Regions from separate parts of the Homo sapiens genome. Here regions 2 and 3 are each linked to region 1. The links are chromatin loops, found by intact Hi-C in ENCODE. Cell type or tissue: CD4-positive, alpha-beta T cell. All regions are shown on one strand.

What was found. Peaks named below come from ENCODE experiments on the same cell type or tissue, not always from the same donor. Only the 100,000 strongest peaks of a DNase experiment are listed, where the experiment ranks them.
Region 2: a loop joins it to region 1, with 2.5 times the contacts of the local background. A loop is called at or near these places in 29 of 110 quality-filtered maps.
Region 3: it touches region 1 in a loop (4-fold over the local background); 58 of 110 quality-filtered maps call a loop at or near these places.

The regions. Positions count from the first base shown.
Region 1 is chr6:157,016,806-157,024,805 of GRCh38, forward strand. The region is part of intron 4 of ARID1B (AT-rich interaction domain 1B); the gene reads left to right. Among named protein-coding and RNA genes, the nearest start is that of MIR4466, 240 kb to the left of the region's middle. RefSeq lists an enhancer at 2,289-2,338 and silencers at 4,561-5,080, 5,381-5,470. In CD4-positive, alpha-beta T cell, a CTCF peak has its summit at 4,954 (motif pointing left); DNase peaks (open chromatin) are centred at 3,106, 4,266, 4,766 and 5,376; H3K4me3 peaks cover 2,135 bases; H3K27ac peaks cover 3,236 bases.
Region 2 is chr6:156,950,219-156,958,218 of GRCh38, forward strand. All of the region lies in intron 4 of ARID1B (AT-rich interaction domain 1B), which reads left to right. Among named protein-coding and RNA genes, the nearest start is that of MIR4466, 170 kb to the left of the region's middle. RefSeq lists an enhancer at 7,857-7,986. In CD4-positive, alpha-beta T cell, a CTCF peak has its summit at 3,399; a DNase peak (open chromatin) is centred at 3,553.
Region 3 is chr6:157,270,249-157,278,248 of GRCh38, forward strand. No RefSeq gene overlaps it. Among named protein-coding and RNA genes, the nearest start is that of TMEM242, 49 kb to the right of the region's middle. RefSeq lists enhancers at 3,049-3,881, 3,882-4,713 and silencers at 3,508-3,667, 4,098-4,187, 4,388-4,947. In CD4-positive, alpha-beta T cell, a CTCF peak has its summit at 4,765; DNase peaks (open chromatin) are centred at 3,183, 3,603, 4,323, 4,613 and 1 weaker place; H3K4me3 peaks cover 1,834 bases; H3K27ac peaks cover 1,053 bases.

The DNA.
Region 1 (8,000 bases):
TCGATGTTTAATATTGTAAGTATTTTGAGTCTTATTTCTTATTTATATCAATTGGCCCATGGAAAACTTGGTTTCCTGGTAGGGCATTTTACTTGAAGTCATGCCTTCCAAGGAACCTATCAATGTTGTTAAGTGAAGACTTACTGTATCTCATTAATTTTGTATTGCTTAAAGGTTGAAATGATAAAATTTGGGGTATGTTGGGTCAAATAAAACATGTTATCAAAATAATTCCACCTGTTTCCCTTTGCTTAGTGTGGCTGCTAGGAAATGGTAAATTACAAATGTAGTTGGATTGTATTTCTGTTGGACAGGGTTGCTCTAGACAAACCTACACCAAACACAACTTCTGCGCCCCAGGGAATGGACCTTCCCTGTGGACTTGTTATAGTGGTGGATTGCCCTTGTTTCAAATGTCATTGCCCAGTGTAGAAACCTCTGGTAATCCATCAACAATTCTGGTAAATTTTAAAGCCACATTATTGATTAGGGAGAGTTTTGGGAAGGCAGATTGGGAAATAATTCATACTCACTGAGCTACTCAAGAGTAATACTTCCAATCAGTAAAACATCTATTGGGGACCACAGGAAGATGTTCTTTTTGTTTGTTTGTTGTGGCTAATAGATGACTATTAGATTTTATAAAATATGTTTGTTTTGGCTATTAAATGACTATTAGATTTTATAAAATATATGTTTACTTACTACCTTGTTCCCAAAGGGATTTAAGGCATTTAGTTAGCATCTTTCTTTAGGAATTCATCAGTAGTAACAAATGAGCAGTGCTAGTTGAAATTCTAAAATAAAAACTCATATTCCTCTAGGTAATTGCTTTTTAACCTTTTTAGGGGTCTTTCCTGAGACCAGACTGCATTCATCTGAAAACAAACCTGTAGTTAGGACAATCCATGAGTAAAGAAGGCCTCATATTTAGAATGTCATAGCTTCTCAGAATCTGCTTTGAAATTGAAAGTCAACATAGCTCCTTCTGCTGTGGTGCAAATGTCTAGAGCCTAAACATCTCTAAAATGGAAACTGGGCTGGGTGTGGTGGCTCATGCCTGAAATCCCAGCACTTTGGGAAGCTGAGGCAGACAGAAGGATTGCTTGAGCCCAGGAGTTGGAGACCAGCCTGGGCAACATGAGACACCATCTCTACAAAAAAAAAAAAAAAAAAATTAGCTGGGCATGGTGTCATGTGCTTGTAGTCCCAGTTACTCAAGGGGCTAAGGTGGGAGGATAGGTTGAGCCCAGGAGGTTGAGGCTGCAGTGAGTCATGATAGTGCCATGGCATTCCAGCCTGGGCAACAGAGCAAGACCATGTCTCTAAATAAAAGTAAAGTAATAAGTAAAATGGAAACTGACTTGTTTTTAGTAGGAAAGAATGTCTAAACAAAAAGTAGTATGCTTTTTTTTTTTTTTTTTTTTTTGAGATACAGTCTTGCTCTGTTGCCCAGGCTGGAGTGCAGTGGTACAACCTCGGCTCACTGCAACCTCTGCTTCCCAGGTTCAAGTGATTGTTCTGCCTCAGCCTCCCAACAGCTGGGACTACAGGCATGTGCCACTACACCCAGCTAATTTTTGTATTTTTAGTAGAGACAGAGTTTCACCATATTGGCCAGGCAGGTCTCGAACTCCTGACCTCATGATCCTTCCGCCTTGCCCTCCAAAAGTGCTGGGATTACAGGCGTGAGCCACCGTGCCCGGCATAACTATTTCCTTTTTATGATAAAACTCTGCTTCCTGGAGATACTTGTCAAAAATTATTACCCATCTACATGTGAGACCTTCAGGTCTCAGCCTTACTCTTCGTTTACTAATCTGAAGTTTTGGATTTCTGGCGTATGAGAATTTCTGGTTTCCAGCACATCTCTTTCATTTCTGCTTAAATTTAGTAGCTAAATTAATCTGTAGCAAACTTTTCTATGGATTTTTGCAGGTGGGAAAATATACATAAATTCACAATGGATGGACCTTGCCTTCATAGAGGTTAAAAGGAAAATAGACATATATGTGATTATATATACAACAGTAAAATTCTATCAGTCCAGTGCAGTAGTACATAAAGTGCAGTACATTCCAACCATGGGGGGTCAGGGAAGACTTGGAAGCATGACCTCAAAGGGCAAATGTACAGGGAAAGTGAAGGGATCTGTATGAATAAAGGGCTGAAAAAAAATACGGTAGGCTCAGCACAGAAATCATGACAGGGTGCTTCATATTCCAATAATGAGTTGAGGTAAGGGGTGATATCATATGGCAGATTAGGAACAGATTCTCCAAAGCCCTTTATCCCGAGGTAAGAAGTCTAGACCCAGTTCTGTTGGTCTGAGGGATATTAAGCAGAATGACATGTTCAAATCTGTTATCTGAAGAGGACACTGGGGGCACTGTGAGGGAGAATGGGTTGGAAAGAGCCTGGTGTCAAGGAAACCAGTTTCACAGTATTCTAGGCTTAGGAGGAGAGATGCGAGTCTCAGTTAAGGCATTGGTAATGGGAATGGAGGCTAGTCTGTATTTCAGGAATGGTCAGATGATGTTTATAGCCAGCATCTGGTAAGTGCTGATTTCATTCTCATAACAACCATCAGAGCAGACTGTCGTCATATACATGAAGAAGCTGAGGCCCAGAGATGCTAAGAAACTTGTCTAACTTCTCCAAAGCCACTGCTTGGAGGAGTTAAATTTAGTTCTGTTTAGTGTTACCTGAGTCCATGTTTCACTTCCTATTTCTCTCTAGATTTGGAGGAAAAAGCAGTTCTGAAATTGTAAAATTTCTAGCCTGGTGGCTTTTGCTTTCATTAAGGAAGGAGGGAAGAACTTGTCCATTAAATGTTGGTACTCCTGAAGGTTCTGTTTTAGGCTCTATCGTCCTTTGTGATGCCTTTTTATGATAAAACTCAGTCATCCACGCTCACTCAACTGTCATCTAATTGCCTGCGAATCCATGTTCTTTAGTCTCCTGCAACTTGTGCCATGACCTGTATTTCCTGCTGCCAGCGGGTCACCTCCGCGGATATACCACAAGCATGTCAAATTGCCGAGGACACAACCATGCCATTCATTCTTCCCACCAAGCCAAAAGAAAATCTGGGTGTATCTGGACGACTCCTGTCTTCCCCTTCATATGCAGCCATTATGTTTCTAGAGCTAGAACCATCTGAAAATCTTAAGTCCTTTAGGGTTTTTTCGCCCCCTGCCTTTCTCTTTTAGCAAAGATAAATAAAAAGTGAAACAAATTGGCACAACTTGGAGGATGAAGAAGTAGCAAAAGACAAAGCTGTTAGAGGGATAGGAGAAAGTCATTTCAGGAAGGAGGGAATAGACATAACAAGCAAATTTGCCGTTCAGGAAATGTTTTATTTAAGAAAATTAATAATATTTAGAAAATAAATTGGATGGAAATAAATTTTTAACATTCCTTCTCTGATGAAGAACTGACCTAAAATGTAGTTAGTTCTTTATTCTTGCTTTTTAACCTTGTAGATAACATCATGTTAGTCATTTACCCCCATACAAGTTGAGCACTCTGTAAGGGATGTAATTTAAACATGTCTCAAAACCAAAAACCAGTCCATGGGCAGATCTTTTTATTGCGATAATATATAACTACATAACTGTAAATTGGAACCTAAAAATATATATTTAATATGAAATTAATTTTTTTTAATTAACCCAAACTTTAACTTTTTTATAAGGGGTTGTGTTTGAATGCTTTAGCCACTAGGCATGTGTTTTTCTTTCTGATGCTGTTGGAGCTATAAATAGTAGGTAGAACTGAATGAGATGGCATCACATAAACAACAGCCTAGCTTGGTCATTTCTCCTACTCAGATCGCGAGTCAAAATATTAAACAGTGGTGGTTTCAAACTATATGTAATTTCCTCAAAATTATGCTTCTCTAATATTTTTTCCATCGCTTTTTCCTCACCAAAGATTTGTTACCTCTCCCCTTATATAACTCTTGGTCATAACTCAATAAATTATTTTTTTAAGGAGTGGTACGTGAGTTTATGCTGTACGTGGTTTCTTTGGCTGATCTACTTGAGTCCTTAATTTTCTTACAAAAAGTAACCTGGAACTTATGGCTAGAAACGATACATTCTTACAATATTAATGGCCGAAGGAACGTTACTTCTTTGCAGAATTCGATAAAGAAATGAGAAATTCGGGGACCCGGAAACTTTTAGCGCTTGCCCTGAACAGCGGCCCGGAATCTCCCGCCCACCCGTCCCTGCCCGGATGCCTGCGCGGCGGCGGCGTCCTTCCCTCCTCGGCTGCGCTTTTACTCTTGGTCAGGGCCCGCTTGAGAGAGGGGGATTTTAGAGAGAGGGTGTGAAGGACGCAGGACCGCTTTCAGGCCGCCAGCTCTCAGGCCTCGCTTTCCGGTCCTCACTGCGCGTCCACACCTCGCCTTGGTTTCTTTTGTTTTATTCAAGCCCCGGCCCCGCGGTACAGCGGGGAGACTCGCCCGCGCCCACGGAAGAAGCCGAGCTCCTCCGAAGGGAGAACCAGTGATTCCACGGACCCCGGAATCCCCCGGGAGTGGGACCACCAGGCAGCGGGCGGAATTAACCCTGCCGCGGAGGCGCTGGGCGAGGATGAGGGCGGCGAGCGCGGAGGGGACCGAGTCACACAGCAGCCCGGCGGCCTCTGCCGGCAGGCCCCGCTCGCTCCTTTCGGCCCGACCCGGGCGGGGGTTCCGGTGCCGCCCTCCCTACCCCGCACGTAGGCTCGTGGGGGCGGGGACAGGGGGACGAAAACAACCGCGTCCTCAGCCTGACTGAACAGGCTCGGACTCCTCCGACGGCGCCGCGCCGCGCACAGATGAGCCTTTGTGGGACCCCGCGGAAGGAGGCGCCGGCCGCAGCCACATTCCTTTCCGGGCAAGCGCGGCCGCCGCCTGCAGGCACCGTCCGCCCCGCGCGCCCGCAGGCTCCTCCTGGAGGCGGGAGGCGGCGGCCGCTCGCACAGCGTGTTTTCTAAAGTTTCTGCTGACACAGCTTCGCGTACACATGAGCCGGCGCGGCCAGACTCACGCAGGCACCGAGTGTTTCCCCTGCGCCGTCTCGCGCCGCCGCCCCGCTACCTCGCCGCGCGCCCCTAACCTCTGCGTCCCGCGTGGCGCGCCCAGCGCTTAAGGTTTTATTTTTCCCCTACTTCCTTTGGTGCATCTCTTTCCCCCTCTCAAAACCACCACCCAAACTTAAAGGCTGGATGAGTTGGAACCCGTTCGCGTAATTAAAACGAGTGGCTGACGGTGGAAAAGCCAGGAACTACAGACGAAGGACGCCAGCAGGGCCGCGGAGCCCAGGCCGCCAAGAACAGGGCGGGGAGGCGGGGCGGGGCCGCGGAAGGGGGCGAGGTGGAGGGGCGGGGCCGGCGGGAGGTGGGCGGGGCGAGGCTGGCAGGCCGCCGCCATTGGCTGTTACCCGACGCACCGAGGCTGGGCGGCTTAGCCAGGCACTTGGATTCTATTTGTGTAATAGCTGCTTCTTGGAGCCAAGTGCATGCTCATCAACCTTCCTTGCTGGGAAAACCAACTCACAGCATTTTTTAAAAGCCGAGAAACGCCTAGGCTTGTAAAGTTTCATCTCCTGCCTGTGCTTTCCTGTTCTTAATTAAATGCTGAAGAGTCTTGTCGGGATATTACTTTTCATCCTGTCTCTGCCATGGAGACTTTGGGATCACTGGGTGGTCTCTTGGTCACTTGCAGGTGTTTTAGGTAGGATGTTGCAATCTGCAATCTAGGAACATTTGACGACTTTTTCAAGTAAGCTAAACAACACATGAAACTATAGTAGATTAACCAAGACATGCATTTAATCCAACTAGTAGCAATCAGCGACGGCCACTTTGGTTTTACACTTTTTGTTCACTCTGTGAACTATATAATTTGACCATAAATTCTAATTTGTTCTCTTGTTGATAATTCTTATGCAGATAACTTATAACTTATGTGTGTATTTTTATCAGACTCAAAGCAACTTAATTTTGGAATTCTGCAAATTTAATTGATGATCCATTATAACAACGTAGGGTTAGGGTTAGGGTCAGTTTTCGGTGTTGATGTAGAGACAGAATCCAAAAGTATTTTGAAATGTTTAAGAGAAATGGCCTTGAAGAGTTCTGAATATTAACATTCTTCTGTTTTTATGCCTTGTAGTGTTTACCGCACGTGTGAATATGCATAGAAATTTTCATGTAGCAATTTCTGTGTTTGTGATCTGTATACAGATTTTATAAAAATAATAGCAGGGACATTTCTGACCTTGATCATTGTTGTTAACTGATGACATTTGCCAGTTACAGTTTAAATTAAGTTGAATTTATTATTTAGGTGTTTCATAAGAAGGAGTGAGTTGCATACTAGGATATACTCTTGTATTCCATATCCTCTCCTCACTCCGGCGCTTCCTAACAGGAAGAGCAAATGCATTGTGAGGATAAACACTGATTGGTTACTATCTGTAGAGCAGGATTAGCAGCTCTTTTTAGATTTTGAGCTGCAATCTCTTTTAATAGTGCTTAAATTGATGCAGGTCAGTGAATTTTGTGTTTACAGGCTTTTAACTCCCTAGCTTTGTGAATACTGAATTTATGGAAAAGCTTAATTTTCTCTGTATCTCAGAAGGGATATGTACAATTAAAAAAGAAAACAATACAAATTATTTTACATAAACTGGAGCAATTTGGAAACAGTGTAATAAGGGTTGAGTAAAAGATTTCTCCCCATCGTCGTGGCATATTCTACTGTTACACTTACCTGCCATTGCTCATAATGGGTCTGACGTTGTAGGTACATCTAAGTGTGGTTTGCAGTCACTATTTTATGTTATTTGGAAAGTCTTGGATTTTAAAATGTTAACCCAAATAAATATCAACAAGGCATATCTATTTGGGAGTCACTTATGACTTCTGCCCCTCCAACAGTAATTTCTATTTGCTGCAAACATTTGCCAAGTTTACGGCAAATTTTGAAGTTAAACTTTGCCTACCTAATATAATGAGTGTGTGGTTCCTATGCTCCCCTAGGTTTGCCAAAGGTAGTCTTGATGTAAATAATACATTCAAGTGAGATGTCAAGCAAGTGTATGGCTTGACAGATTTTGCATGTAGATTGTAGCTAGTTATCTCAGGTTATTTATTCTTTAAACTTTCACCAATTTACCCATTTTAAAAATAGTGAATTTGTATTAAAAATAGTTGGTAACATAAACCATGGCATTCAGCCTACATTTCATATGAGATTTATCTGCCTGTGCAGAGATGTTACTTAACTTGAAGGCCTCTTTGTGGAAGAAAGATTTGTCTTCCAACATTTTGCGTCAGCAGTGCTGAAGTGCCACTCTGTGGAAGTTGCTTCTTATGGCCTTCCTGCCACAAAAATGATATGTGGTTTAACTCTTTCAGGAACTGGGGTCATTTCATCCCAAACGCTGACCAAGGTTGTTTATAAACTCTTAGAAAAACATAACATAAATGAATCTTACTGCCAAGTGACAAGTTTCTTTTTATGTTTGGTTGTAAATTATTTCAGAAACCTCATTTTTGTTTAAAAAGCAGATTTGTATGAACAAAATTGAGTGAACAAATTGAGTCCATTTAATATTAAAATGTTGAAAGGGCTTACTTGGTGTAGATGTTTCAAACATCAAAAATCTAGCTTTTCGGGGCTGGATGCAGTGGCTCATGCCTTTAATCCCAAAACTTCAGGAGACTGAGGCGGGCAGATCACTTGAGGTCAGGAGTTCAAGACCAGCCTGGCCAACATGGCAAAACCCCATCTCTACTTAAAAAACAAAACAAAACAAAAAACAGCCAGATCTGGTGGCACACACCTGTAATCCCAGCTACTCAGGTGGCTGAGGCAGGGAAATCACTTGAACCTGGAGGCAGAGGTTACAGTGAACCTTGACTGCACCAGTGGACTCCAGTGTTGGCAACAGAGTGAGATTCTGTAAAACAAAACAAAAAAGAAAAAAAAACCCAAAATCTGG
Region 2 (8,000 bases), 67 kb before region 1:
GTACAGATCTACTTGGTTTGCAGCAAATCTGCTTTAGGCAAACTCCTTACATTGCTCAAAGAGTTTTCAGAGTTTTGGTACAAACACCATATAACCGTAATAGGAGCAACCAGCCATGAAGGATAACACAGGTCTTTAGTGGAAGACCAAAGATGGTGAATCAGGTAGTATCACTAAATGCACTTTTAAGTCAAATACTTAATGTTGAAACTTTATTTAAAATATTATATAGGTTTGTGTATATATATGGGGATGTAAGAGAAAGGGACATGCCTAAATAATTACGTTAATATAGGAAATATACCTTTTTCAATTCTGCCTTCTTCCATCGCAGTTGATTAGATGACATTAAATGAATATGTTGTTGTGGGCCAGGTGGTATTTTGCGGGGGGGTAACAACCTGAAAGTTGTCCTGGTTTTTTAGCGCTGCTCTTTCCGAGTCTTATTTATTGAAGTTTAAACTATTCATAAGATCTAGTGGTAACTGCTGTAAAGGTAACTGGGGAAGTTATAGAGGAAATGACTATGACTTTACCGTTGCAAATAGATTAATGCACTTTACTTTTCCCCAACATTTTTATTGACTGTCCTGTCATATCCCTTCTTAAATCATACTTACTGTTACCAGTTTTACCTTTGAATTTACCTACAAACCTAATTTCTCATTAAAACAATAAAAATGTATGAAGTATAATATAATTGATGCAATTTTAGCCTCCCTAATGAATTTTTTAAAATACTCTGGTATTTTAATATAAAGTATTACCCAGATACTCTATAACTTAATGATCAAAATTTAAGAATTAATTTCTTTATAAAAGTGTTTAAAAATAGCTTGGATGAGGTATTCTTTCAACATGTATCCCTGAAAATTATAAATAAATGGTTATTTTTAAATATACCAGTGGCCACTTTTAACTGAAAGAGTCCTGGTGTGACAGAATGTTTCATATCCTATGATGTTTTTATATAGAATTTATAACCCTTGTGCTTCCAGAAAGGATTTGAGCTGACTTACAGTAAAACGTTTGTATAAACAAAGACTGCTCCAAGCGGATTACAAATTCTTAAAAAAGTTTGAAAAAGAGAGAAGCAAACAAACCATGATAATGCAGTTACTGATGAATAATGATTAAATTTAAGGCTACATTCCTGACTAGCAAAGTAAAGGGGAAAAATTGGGATTACCTAATTATTAAAGTAAAACACTTCATTTATTTTCTTTCTTTTTCTTTTTTTTTTGAAATGGAGTCTCGCTCTGTCATCCAGGCTGGAGTGCAGTGGTGCCATCTCGGCTCACTGCAAGCTCCACCTCCTGGGTTTACGCCATTCTTCTGCCTCAGCCTCCTGAGTAGCTGGGACTACAGGCGCCCGCCACCACGCCCAACTAATTTTTTGTGTTTTTAGTAGAGATGGGGTTTCACTGTATTAGCCAGGATGGTCTCAATCTCCTGACCTCGTGATCCGCCCGCCTCAGCCTTCCAAAGTGTTGGGATTACAGGTGTGAGCCACCGCACCTGGCCAACACTTCATTTCTTAAGAAAGGAATATTATTTTTCTTTTATTATATTGTAAAAGGAAATACTTTATAAAGGAATATATACTCTTTTGAAAATAGTGAATAATGAGTCCAAAATATGAGTTTTTAATATAGTGCTAAAAAAGTGGTTTCATGTTTGGGAAAATTATCAAAGGCCTAAATTAGGTGTCATGCCACATAAATGATTGAATAATTATCTGTTTTTGCTGTAACTTGCTTAACTACTTTGTTACTCTGTCCAAAGAAGTAGCTTATTGAACCCATTTTTATTTCACAATAATTTTTAAAAATAATTATTTTATAAGCATAAAACGTGTACCAGGGTGGAAACCCATTTAGTCAGGAAAGAGTTGAATTGTGAAGAGAGTGTTTTTTTATACATGTGTTTTTCTTTGTTTTGAGGGATAGGTGTGTGAGTGACATTTGTAATTTAGCTTGTTTTTCTGGGAAGAAGATTGCTGATCCTTGGGTTTAAAGATGAGGGCTCAAGATTAATTGATGAGACTAGTGATGGTCTAAATTTTACAGAACATGCATGCCACTAATAGCTTAATAGTTAGGATGATAACAGTTTGTGAGTGAATTTATGTGCTTTATTTTTCTCGAACTTACTGACTTTGAATACGTTATAAAATTGGAGCTGTGCTCCTAAGGAGTAACATGGAACTCCATCATAGGTCCACCTCCAGCAAAAGGCTAGCAGGGGTGGTGGGGACACTGAGGCTGGCTTGATTTCCCATCCTGCCCCCCATGGTTGGTCGTGGGAAGAAGGTCGGGCTGCCGTGGCTCCTGTGCACTTTGGTTGCTGAGAGTGGTTGTGGGCAGCAGGCCGGTGAGCAGTGGGGGCAGGGATCTTGACACCAGCCCTTGTTGGACTCCACACCCTTCTGACCATTCATCCACCTTTGGGAGTGGGGAGCAGGGTCTGTTGAAAGAGGCAGCCGTGTCATGCTCCTGTTAGTAAGGGAACTAGACTTTTTTGAGCCTAAAACCATACAAGAGAATTCAACAGAAAGAGAATTTAATGTATATATTCATTCTTGTAAAACAATAATATTGTAGTAAAACTTACATCTGTGTGTTTGCTGGCCAGGCTAGTCATTTATGACTTTCTTCGAGTAAGCGAAAATCCTTGGAGTCTGGCAATTCTTCCTTGTAGGGAATCTTCAAGAAGACTTTAGCTCCAACTTTATTCTTTTGTATTTCATTACCTCTGGGAAAATTACTAGCTGGGCATTTTGTGGCATTCTCAACCTCAACTCTAGGGCTAGTGCTTTTAAAATCTGGTCAACTGCGTAATTGTGAAACAGTACTGTGTCAGCTTTATGCACTTATTATTATTTTTTTAAGACACAAAAACTTACAAATTGGCAAATTGTTTTTCAGTGTTTTCCCCTTCACAGGGCTTTAAAAATATCTTGAGTATGTTGGGGTTAGATTGGGTGGTTGGAAAGCAAAGCTCCAAGTGCTAGAATGGACGGCTGCCCTCTGCAGCTTCAACACAGGGATCCACTCAGCCCCCTTAGCTGACTACTGGTGCTTAAAACGGTTTTTGACAAACGCCAGAGTTTCACAAATATAGAAGTAGCAGTTATAGAGGTGGTTTTGCAAGTCCCTTGGAACATTCATGCAGGTCTGCAGTCACTCTTAATTTGAATGAGAAAGAAGATGGTAGAAACTATTTTTATTTTCTCCTGGGAGCAAGAGAAAAGGAAGGCTAGAACTCTGTACTATGTAATTTTAAAAAAAGAAAAAAATCGGACTCCATTGAGATTCTTTCTTGTTTACTTTTTGTTTTACTCTCTCTGTCTCCTAGTATGTTTGACTAATGTAAGTCTTCCCCCAGGAATATGAGAATATGTGGTACCGTCCGCCTCATAACCTTCCTGGATATTTTTATAATTTATCATCAGCTGACACTGCTTGGGTAGAATATTCTTACCACTCCCTCTGGCTGCTGGAAGTCTGAAATTACATCTTTGTCTTTGAAGTCAGGCATACTGTTAGCGTTGCTATGGTGACAGGGTGGGTAATGGCCTCCGCAGACAGGAGATTGGTATTTAGCGTTTAAACACTGCTGTACACAAGGCCTTGATTTTTAGAGTGGTTACTGAACTATCCCCTTTTAGTAAATGTTTAAAAATTACATTTTTACATGGTCTTACTAGATTAATAGTCATGGTTTATTTCATTTTAACTGCAAGGATAAAAGCATTATTCCATTAAATGGGCAGCTTTTTTTTCTCTTTTGGTTTATGCATTATTAACACAGGCTTTCCTGTTTTGCTTGTAACATTTTATAGGCTTTTTCAAACACGCAGTCAGATTTGCTCTGTTGCTCCTTTATTTTTTGGACTTAGCCCATTATCTGCTTGATCTTGGACAATTTCAGAGGAGACAAAGTTCTAAGGAACTAAGCTTTTAAAATATTAAAAATGAAGTTCTTTTTTTTTTTTAATGTATGAGTGATAATATTGATCAAGATGTCTCTTTGGTTTCAAGTTTCTAGTTAGCCCCTTTCCTGAACTATACCCTCACATGAGATAGTAAAGGAAGGACAGTTTATGGTTCTGGAGAACTGTTGGACATTTTGAAAATGCTTTAGTTGATGTAACTTTCGAAGCAATATGCTCTGACATAGTCAGCCTGTGTGGAATGAGGCCGTTTGCACACACATACATATGATTTTTTTTTATCTGTGAGTATTTTGTCTTTAGAATAAAGATGAATCTTAATAGTTTGTATGGTATATACAAGTCCCTGTCTACCTGATACATAAACTGCTACTAAAACATCATTTTTAATGTCTTGTGATACAGAATTTATTACTTTATGAGGTATTTTATTTGTGGTAATTTAAATTGTTTAGGAAGTTTTTCCTTACATTAGCTCGAACTGTTTTTTTTGTTTGTTTTTTTAAATCCTGGTTCTACTTCTGCCTTCTTAAACCACACAAGGTAAATCTAAATCCTTCTTCTATATGACGGCTGTTCACGTATTTGAAGATAGTTTTCATTTACTAGGATTTCTTCTGGGCTATTAATAGTTACTTTAACTATTTCCCCCACTGTGTGGTCTCAAGTTCCCCTGCACCCTATTCTTAATTCCTTAATGAGCTTCATTTTTGTATAAGCACCTCTAAATGTGATATCCACAACCAAAGGGCAGGCTCCAAAGGCATGGCTGGCGGAGGCCACCTGGCCCGCTTTGTGTTGGACCGTCACGCTGCCGTGTATCGGAGGCGTCAGGGTCTGCAGGGCTTTGCGGCAGCTGCAGCCCACTCTTGCCACTGTGATGGGAGCTGCTCTGAAGGATACGTCTCATCCATCCTGCACCTGAGCTCAAGTGCTCATCGACCCTTCCTGGCTGCTGTTGGACTGGGTCGGGGCTGTTGTTCAAGCTTGCTAACGTGTGTTAGGATCCTGAATCTGGCATCTGTTGTATTTAGTGTAATTCCTACCTTTGTGTCCCCTCTGAATTTGTATCTCATGATAGCTCTTAATACAGAAAGTTAAATAGGCTAAATCCAGAGCTTTCTGACATTCTGGTTATTGCCATTCAACCAGGTGTGATAAACCTAGAGCTACTGTATGTTCCAGGCCATACATTACATATTAACCACAATCCTGTCCTAGAGACTTTATCTGAGGCTAGGTGGGGATCCAGAACAACGCTATAGTCCTTTCTGTATATGTTATAGTGCTGTCTTCCAGAATGACTTATTGTGGATTATATATGACTTCCAATGATGTAACACATATAAAGGCTCTGTAATAATTGAAAGTTATACATAATTTGCTATTGACATAATTTTATCTTTATCAAGTTTTCTACATGAGAGGAGAAAATCTACCTTTTAAGCTAGTTCACCTTGCCACCTGAGTGATACGCCTCAGCTCCTTCCCTGTGTCCAGGAGGAACAGCCAAGATAAACATCAAGAAAAGGTAGGAGAACCTATGCCCATCTCCAGAAGGGCCCTAGAAACAGAGCCTGGATGTCATGGGGTCCAAGGCAGAAGATACTCGCCCTGGACTTGGGATCTTAGAAATGAAGTAGCCCCATTTCAGGGGCCTAAGATTTTAGGGAGGAGGGCTGTTGGTCTCAGAAACCCTATCCTGTTAGGAAGGTTACTGGAGGCCGCTGGTGGTGGAAGCCGCGCCTGTTCTATTTCCTCACCTTCCTGTGTTCATCTGTGTATCTGCCAAGTGCCCTGTGCTTTGCTTTTTACCACCAACTGCTTGACAGCCGTCCAGGACTGCTGGGTTCTGGACATAAGGTCAGATAAAACTGGCCTAGTCTTTTCTAGGGATGTAAACCTTGGGGAAGACATGCACCAGTGGCCTGGTACTGGGGACAAGAGCAGGGCCTCTGCTTCTGTAGTGCACAGGGGCTGCCTCTAGCAGGGGAAGGAGGTGGGAGGCAAGTGGGCCACTCAGAAAAAGACATTCTTTTTTGAATGAGTCCCAGGTACTTTTGTGAGTTCATGGAGGCTGGCCCATAATTTCCACTCGGACTTGTCATAAACTCTCCCTGCTTCTTACCCCCACCCTTCTCTCAGAAGCCAGGACTCAGTGAGTTCTGGGCATGGGAACCTGGGAGGCAGAGCACTTACAAATGAAAATTTGGCAATAAGTTTTATAGACTGGAAAAAAATTGCTTCAGACCAGTGCTGGTAGCAGTGGAGTGGCAGATAGGAAATAGTCCTCTGGAGGTGGCCTCTAGGGACAGCAGCCCTTTCTGTGGTCAGTCCATAGACCCTCTGCTGGGTCACCATGGAGGCTTCTTTAACCAGCCTGCAGTTTCAGCTTGAGTTTGGGGTGAAGGGTGGATGACAGCTTCTTAGTCCACTGATATCTTAATGAGATTTCCATTCAGTGTATTTTGCATCTCCCTCCAAAAGGAAAAATATATGAGTGAATTTTGTTTATAGCATGTGTAGCAGGCAGGATGTTGCAGGGACTTTGGGATATTCTGGATCAGCACTGTCCAGTAGAACTTTCTGCAGTGATGAAAACAGTCCCTATCTGTGTTGTCCAGTATGTCAGCCACTTGCCATATATTGTTATATACCACCTGAAATATGGCTAGCAGAAGGAATTTTGCGTTTTAGTTAAATTTAAACACCCTCATGTGGCTAGTGCCGACCATACTGGACAGTGCAGTTCTAGATTATGGATCCCATATGGTCAGGATCTTATTACAGACTGAATTTGGTGAAAATAACAATGTTAGGTTAAGACTCTCAAATTCTTGGCATGTAAGTTATTGATTTGTAATGTATTCTGAGCTGGCATTTAAAATTACCTCATTTTTACAAGGATACAAGAGATTGAAGGAACAAATATATTTTAGATGTAGAGTTTATCTGTTGCAGGGTTTGGCATGTAGGCCAGGAACCAAGATTCCAGGAGTAAGAATGGCACACTTGGTGAAAGAGTGCTGTGCACTTGGATGCTGATTTACAAGTGACAGAGCCACTGTGTCCCACGTCTTTCTCCTTGCCTGTTTCTCTGGGTTTTCAGTTATCTATGTTTATTGGAAACAGTTATCACAGAGTTGAGTACCTTGAAGATCTCTTGTGGACATCCCCACTTCCTTCCCACATACTCACCAGTACCAGGGTCAGCTTCAGGTAGGAGGATGGCACAGACTCAAGGTCAAGCAGAGGTGTGAGCCACAGAAGCAGAGTAGCAGGCCAAGTTCCAGCATCCTGGCTGCCAGGACCACCGTGCAGGCTTAAGAAGCTGGAGCTTTAGGATATGGAGTGTCCATCACTTGGCATCTTTCTCATAGCCCAGGTGGCATCTGAGAATTAGGTTAGGGTTGATTTGGACCCTATGGTTTGGTAAATCATGTCCCTTGAATGTATACAAATGATGTCTGTTGATATTTAAAATATGTTTCTTTCTGTTTAATTGTAAAGGGGATCAGGAAGTCTTTTCTCCCACGAGTCTCAAATAATTTCATAGTTAGAATCTGGTAATTTCAGGCCAGCCTAGGGCTTTTCATGACTCTCACTTTTTAAGGCTGGTATCCTCATTTGCTGGATGAGTAGGGGTTCTGCTGATGGAGATAATGACACCAGGATACCCATGTGTTGAGTCCATCTTGCTGCCCCTTCCAAGCCCCCCAAACAACTGGAGTTCTGTATTCTGCTAGGGAATCTGTTATGTGGTGTAGCCTTCCTCTTAGACTTAATTCATTCACTTTTTTAGTGCTCTACATGTTTAGAATTTTCATAAGAACTGCATTTTACATTCAGTATAATGTAGTTGGGTAGTTAGAATAATATGTTCCAAGATCTCTGATTCATTTGTCACCCGCCTTGCAAACTCAGCTTTGGCTTGTTGTCCACATCCATCCCACTGCACACGGCAGTCTACCATTTGTAGTCCAATCCATGCCTTCTGGCTCCATTTCCTGACATCAGGAGGTTAAAGACTAACTTGTTTTCTCCT
Region 3 (8,000 bases), 250 kb after region 1:
CCAACACCAACACCATTACCACCACCAATGACACCAACACCATTACCACCACCACCACCCTCACCAACACCAACACTAAACCATCACCACCAATACCAACACCACCACCAATACCAACACCACCACAATACCATCACCAACACCATTACCACCACCACCATCCCTACCACCACCATCATGACCACGATCACCATCACTGCCCAAGCCATCACTACCATAATAGCCATCACCAACAACATCATCACCACCAACACCAGCAGCAGCACCATTGCTACCACCACCATTGCCAGCACAACCACCACCACCATCAACACTAGCACTATCACTGTCACCACCACCATCACCACTATCACCATCATCACAACACCAACTCTATTACCACCACAAACACCATCACCACCACCACCATCACCACCACTACCATCATCACCATCAACACCATTACTACCACCACCATCACCAATAATATTATTACTCCTACTACCAACAACACTAACACCACCACTTCCACCTCCATCGCTAGCCATCATCATGTGTACACACACACACACACATGCACATATACACATTTTGTAAGTTAAATAGTGAATGAAGAAATTTGCAGGAAAAAAAGTTTGCTGACCTCCTGCAATGGTGTCGAGAATGCTATTATTTACATGTTTCTATCTTAACAGAGGCACAACTTCCCTCTATCCTTGGTGAGGAGTAGATCCTATAAAACAACAGTAGATAAGTGGGTCTCAAACTCTATCATGCAAGAGAATCACCCAGAGGGCTTCTTAAAACACAGATTCCAGGACTCCACCTAGAGTTTCTGATTCAGCAGGTCTGGCTTTGGGCTTACTCATTTGTGTTTCTAATAGGTTCCCAGGTGATGGCTCTGGGGCCACACTTGAGAATCATTACAGTAGGTGAGGCACATACTCACATTCGCACACACACACAGAAACACTTGCAGAATGGATCAAACCTTTTTTATGTAAAAGTTTCTGTCAAAGTAGAGCTTGGAGAATGTGGAGAAAAAAAAATTAATAAAATGAGAGCTAAAGACACGTTAAAACCATTTAACCAGCTGAGAAAAGTAATGTTATAATATGATTGGCCTGGAGATGTAAATTTTGGAGACATATAGAAAATAGAAGTTTTAAGGTCAAAGAAACCTTTCCGATGCTAGGACAGAGATGGAACCATTCAGAAGCAGCTGTAATGTGGAGGTGGAGCCATGGATGAGCTGAGAAGCAGCAAGCAGTGATGTCAAGGCCCAGCGGTGGGTGGGGAGGATCCCTGCTGAAGGCAGGAGGTGCCATGAGGGGCGTGAACACAGTGTCCCTGGTGACCCGGTCAGCAGCATTGCAAAATGTTAGTGCAGCCGGCACCTGTTTTCAGACATGACCAAGGCCCCAAGAAAGAGGCCAGCAGCTAAGGGGGTCAGCGGAGCGGTGGGAAGTGGGGACCCTGAGTCAGAAGCCTGGCCTTTGTCACCCACTAGCACTCACTTAGCCTCTCCGCGATGACACAAAATGCCAACAACAGTCAGAGCTTGCCAGCTGCCCAATTGCTCTGCAAGGCTCAAAGCGCTCTTATTACCAAAAGTGAGACTAAAATGCAGATGGTACATCCAACTCAAGAGAAGCTACCCTGCCTAGAGGGTTCTGTATGCTTTGTCTCAAGTTTGAGGCAGTTTAGAGACAGATGAGCAGATAGACTTGCAGAGGGGCTGTGGAGAGACTGCACAAGGGTAGGCAGGTGAGGTAGCAGCCCCCCGCAGACCCAGTCACCTCCCTTGGCCTCTTGGTGCCTGAAATGCTGCCTTCTGATATGCTGTTCATCTGAAGACCTTTCCATGTTCCAGAGTTTCTGCTGAAAATGCAAATATCCCTGGGAGATGTGGTGCCTTACGCCCTCTAGCCTGGGGAAGCAGCTGGCCCTGGCCACCCGCACAGAGCCGGGATGTTTGGGCTCACTCTTCCTGCCTTGTGTGGCCCCTGCATATATTTTTAGCTGATTTTTCAACTTTGCAAACATCCAGGGAGGAAAGAGCAGCCAGAAAACACAGTTCTCAATATTCAGATGGAAAGAAAACTCATTTGTAGCTAATCCTAATGGTTCTCAATTCAAAAAATATGGGCTGGTACCAAGAAGATATTCAAAGATCTCACCATTTCTTGAAGCTGAGTCTTCCCTGGCCTCCATCACATATCCATGACAGTGATAGGGGGTGTGACAGGCACCAGGATTTTTAAAACTCCCCAGATGACTCTGATGGGCAGCCATGCTTGAGAACCCGTGGCCTGGTCCGCTGTTAGGGCGAGAGAAACCCAGGGCTGGTGTTCCCCTCCTCCACCTGCTCGCTGTGTGGTCATAGGTCAGTTCCCCGCAGTCTGAGTGCCCAGCGCTGTCACCTGGGAAATAGGAGGGGCAACTTCCTTCCCAGGGTAGATGTATCAGAGATAATGTGTGTGAGAGTGCCCGAGGCATGGAGTTGGTGGGGGGGGGGGGCTGGCCAAAGAGAGATGTCATTATTTGTGATTTTACTGAGGAAGAAACTGAGGCACTGAAGCTGTGCATAAACCTTGGTCTGGCTCCCTGAAAACGAGACAGTTGGAGTGGAAAATGTCAAAGGTTCCTTTGAGCTCTAGCAATGTGGAGTTCTGCAGTCAGAGGGTTGAAATGCTGGGACATCTTGAATTGTTTTGAAAGGAAAGACTCATAAACGAGGCACATAGAGCCTTAGGAAACAACCTGAATCCATGCACAGTGAAACAAAACGAAACAGAGCCTCAGCTACTGAATTCATCTCCTCCCCTGACGCCCCGTTGCCCAGGGCCTCTCATTTCCACAGACTGCAGTTGCAACCTCTTGGCCCTTCTTGGTCGCCAGTCGTTTCAGGTCCTGGGCTAATGGACGTGGCCTGGGAGTGATCAGCCAGGGCCATTACCCCTTGGACGGTGCTGTAGGCAGACCTAGGCTTCGGGACTCCTGGGCTCCTGGACCCCTGGAAGAGTGTCGAGAAACATCTGGACAGGATTTCTCAATCTGGGCACTACCGACATTTTCAGCAGTGAATTCTTTTTTCGTGGGGACCTGTGCTGTGCATGGCAGAATGCTTAGCAGCATCCTGGCCTCTACCCACGAGGTGCCAGTAGCACCCTCTTAGTGTCTCTAGGCAATACCAGAGACGTCCCCTGGGGGAAGAGAGGCAAAACTCCACCCACCAACCCCCTCCCCCCAGCCTCTCATTGAGAACTGCTGATCTGGAGGCACCCTAGTTGTCCGGAGGCGGAGGGAGGAATGGGGCTCCTTGGGGTCAATATGAATTTGTTTTGTATTCCTTGTATTTAAATCCACACAAGAAAGAGCCACTCTACAAAGGGCAGAGTTGTTTCAACTGCAGATGGACTCTTCCGGGACTAGAGGAAAGGATGGGATTTTCTTCTTCGAGGTGCTCTTTAAAAGGACACCCTGAAGCCCGGCAGCTGCAGCCAGGGATGAGACCTCACCAACCAAGGCGACGTAGGTAACAGGGCCCATGGGCCCCCAGGAGGCTCACAGGGAGGGCCCTCCCCTGGCCAGGCCTCGGGTGGGCTGGGTTTGCCGGCTATGCCCCGCCCACACTCGCCCTCCCAGCGGGCCCAGCTCCTATACCCTGCTGGGTGCGTCTTCACTGTGGTTCACAGAGAGACGTTCTCACTGCCTTGCTCTGTGGAAAAGCAGATTGCCGAGGTGGATGGGAGGGATCCCTATTTTGGAAAAATAACATATCACCGTACACACACCCACACGCAGAGGGGAAAATGTGGCAGCAGACACCAAAATATTCCTATAGTTATTGATGGAAGCTGGGATTTCAGGTGCCTTTTTTGCTTATGTTTTCTCATTTTTTGACCTTGAACATGTAGTTACTTATAACAAGAAAAAGTCATTCGAGAAAGTAAAGAAAGTAGACAGAAAATGGCACCTTAAAACCCAAACCGCCAGAAACACCACTTAGATCTCAAAAAGGCACTAGGAAAAGCCCACTTCTGGTTTTTGGGTTTTGGCAGCCACCATGCAGAGGGCGGCCCCTGGGTGCTGAGAGTTCCGGGGTCGGGAGTGGGATACAGGTGGGTAAATGAGGGGCTCCGAGAGGGTGCAGCTGCGGGCGCTGAGGACTGAACTCTCCTGGGAGCACGCGCGGGGGACAGGGAACGGCGGCCACGCCCGGGGACCGACGCTGCAGCCGGGAGGAGGCTCAGTCTCTGCGCCTGGGGGCGTCCAGGGAGATGCCAGGTGGGCGCGGCCAGACGCGGGACCTGGGGACCACGGCACCCGCAGCCACGCCTTCAGGACGCGTGGGCGGGACGGGCTCCGTGGGCTTCTGATGAGGACGGTCGGGGAGATGTCGCCTGCGCGTTTCCGGGAGCCTCCAGTGGCCCCGGTTCCAGGGGACCAGACAGAAAACAAAAGAGCAAAAGGCAGCCAAGGCCTCCAGCTAGGGGTCATCCCCGCAGCCCCGGTCCCGGACGGGGCGGGAGGCCGCTGTGGGGACGCGCCGCCGGGCCTCGCTGTCAGGTCGCCCGCGCCCCGCTCCGCCCGCCCCGTACAGGCGGCGACAGCCCCGCCTAGGCCCGCGCCTCGGCCGCCCTCTGCTGGGCGAAGCGAGCACCACGGCCGAGCGGCGGCCCCGGGAGCGCCGCGGGGACTGCAGAGCGCGGGGAAGCGGCGGCAGCGGAGGCTCGGCCTGGAAGGCAGGGGCCTTGGGGGCGTCCGGGGAGAGGGCCGGGGACATCTGTCCAGCGTGGGCCGTGCGCGGTGCCGAGCGCGCGGGGAGGGCCGAGGAGCTAGACGCGGACCCAGCTCCTCTAGGAGCCGGGAGGGATGGGAGGGACGGAGGGTAAACGGGCAGTGCCGGCCGAAGCCCGGTGGGACTCGGCGGCAGACAGACAGGCGGCTTCCGAGGGAGGACCCGGGGCCGGGCGCGGGCGGCGGGAGGCGAGGCCCTGGAGGCCTGGCGCTTCTCTGCACCGCGAAGACCCGGAGGCTTCAAGCAACAGACGCGGTTCTGGAGGCCGGAAGTCCAGAGTCAAGGTCCCCGAAGGCTGGGGGAGAGAATCTGTTCCATGCCTTTCTCTTGGCCTCTGGGGTACAGGGTCCTCAGTGTTCGGGGCTTGTCTCCCGTCACTCCAGTCTCTGCCTCTGTGGCCACATGGCCCTGTGTCCCTGTGTCTGTCTTTTCTCCTTTTACAAGGACAACAGTGGTCTTGGAGTAGAGCCCACTCTCATCAAATTTAGCTTCATTTTGGACGGGCGCTGTGGCTCACGCCTGCAATCCCAACACTTTGGGAGGCCAAGAAGGGCGAATCACCTGAGGTCAGGAGTTCGAGACCAGCCTGGCCAACATGGTGAAACCCCATCTCTACCCAAAATGCAAAAATTAGCCAGGGGTGGTGGCGGGCGCTTGTAATCCCAGCTACTCAGGAGGCTGAGACAGGAGAATCGCTTGAACCTGGGAGGCGGAGGTTTCAGTGAGCCGAGATCGCGCCACTGCACTCCTGCCTGAGCGACCAAGTGAGACTCCGTTTAAAACAAAACAAAACAAAAAAAACCTCCTGTAATCCCGGCACTTTGGGAGTCCAAGGCAGGCGGATCACCTGAGGTCAGGAGTTTGTGACTAGCCTAGCCAACATGATGAAACCCCATCTCTACTAAAAGTACGAAAAATTAGGCTGGTGGCGGGTGCCTGTAATCCCAGTCACTCAGGAGGCTGAGACAGGAGAATCGCTTGAACCTAGGAGGCGGAGATTGCAGTGAGCTGAGATCGCGCCACTGTACTCCAGCCTGGGTGATAGAGTGAGACAGCGTCCCCCTCTCAAAATAAATAAATAAAAATAAAATAAATAAAGTGTGTGTGTATACATACATAGCTTCATTTTAACTTGCTGAAAATGGAAAGGCCTGATTTTCAAAGAAGGCTTCAACACTGAAATCTTCAACACCAGGGGTTTGGACTTTAACATACCTTTTGTGGGGACACAGTTCCACATACAGCAGGCCTGTTCCAGGTGGGCGTGCAAAGTCCACAGGGCTTCACTCCCAAGGCAGAGAGAACCTTGAAAGTTGTCATGATCTCACCTCACCGGAGTGGCCCTAGAAGGCAAGAGCCCAGCCCTGAGTCCCAGCAAGGAGGATTCCAAGCACTTCCACTCCCCAGGGAGGGAGGGGGCCTGGGGACTGCTTGGGGTTTTAGATCAACCCATGTATTGTAGGCAACGATTATTTTATTCTCAAAAAACAAACATGCCACAAATATCCCTCCTTCACTTTCTTTAGTTAGAAGAGCAAGCCATGTTCACTGAGGGAAAATGGGGAAAGTAGATTATAAAGGTTTAAAATTCCAGTGCCCCATGATGGCCGCACACGAAAAGGTGCATCTGTCTACCTAAGTGGGTTGGATGTCACTGTCTGCAGTGGAATAATGCCACATGCCAACCTTTCTGGAACTATGACTTTTGCCGTCACTTTTTGAGTTTAGTTTCCTAGACTCATCAATAGGGCTGTTCTCTGAAAATATGACCTGCAGTTAGGACTCGGTGCCTCTATAAATGGCAGGTGCTTTGCTCATGTGGCTCAGAAGATGTGGAGAGTCTGGGCCTGTCTTGAGGAGGTGAGCTTGGGGAGGGTGCCCCTTGGCCACAGGCGCCACGCTCTGGCAGGACCAGGGGATGTGACCTTCTAAGGAGACACGACCCTGGTAAATAAGCAAGATAGCTGCCGGAAGAATAAGGCGGAAAGTGTCCAGAAAGGATGGGGGTGGGGAAGAGACCCAGGGGTCTCGCAGGCCAGGAGCAGGGCCAGGCTGGCTGTGGGAGAGTTGAGAAAGAGGGGGTGCAGGGGCTGCACGGAGAGGGGAGTGTGTGTGTGTGTGTGTGTGTGTACTGCTTCTTTTGAACAATGTAGAGTTCTCTATTACAATTGCTACATACCAATAGCCTTAAATGACAAACTAATCTCACAGAGTAAGATTTCAAAAAATAAAGGACTGAAATAAAGGCATGCACTGGGCTCTCTCTCATGGTGTCTTTTCCCCCCCTCCGAGATAAGAAACTTCCTTTGTTCTAACCTGGGAAGCTCAGGGATCTCCGTTCAGCCAGAACCGGAACTCTCTTTAGAGTTAAACCCACAACAGAAGAGCCTCCATTTCCCTCTTCTGCACTCCAACCAGCAGGGAAGCCCTTCTCTCCTCTGGTCCCACTCATGGCAGACAATAAGGAATGACATGGAATCTCCATTCGAGCGCATAAATACTCCAACTGTTTTCCTCCAGCCAGAAGTGACTCCACATTTCCCAGCCTCCCAGTCAAGCTAGTCCCAGCTAGCTAAGCATAATGCCCAAATATTAAACAATGCTTAAGATGAAAGTGGGGTGTCACAAACAGCCACCACTTGAGGTAAACATTTTACAAACTACACTTTAGAAACTAAACATTTACCATTTGCCATTGAAAAGTTTTCATTTCAGAGCTCAGGGTTATAGCAACCCAGGATCTTTTACAGAAGCAGAAACTTAAAGCTGAGTTGGTGCACGGGATGTTTTGTGTTGAATTTTTCACAAAAGCCAAGTCAGGATTTCAGATACCTCCAGAAATAAGAAAGCTACCATGGGAAGATTTCAGCAGTATTTATTTTTATTTACAATTTATACCCTGTCAGCTTCTAAAAAGGATTGGAGGCAGCTTCCAATAAAAGATACACGCACAATAAGATTGCTAAAATGGGAACAGAAAATTGAAAACTCATGCCAAAGAAGGAGGGAGTCAAAAAGGTGGTAAGATTATTATGACGCGAGATTAAATTTAGTTCCAAGCTTTCTGATGGCCAAAGCAAAGATGGAAATGTGGAGGCTGGCAGGCACTTCAGTATCTGAATAAAGAAAAGAAAATCATAATCCGTGTATTAGTCTTCAAGGGGTATCAGCGGGTCTCCAGTACCGTGTTCATTGGGTGACCCCTATAAGGGCCTTT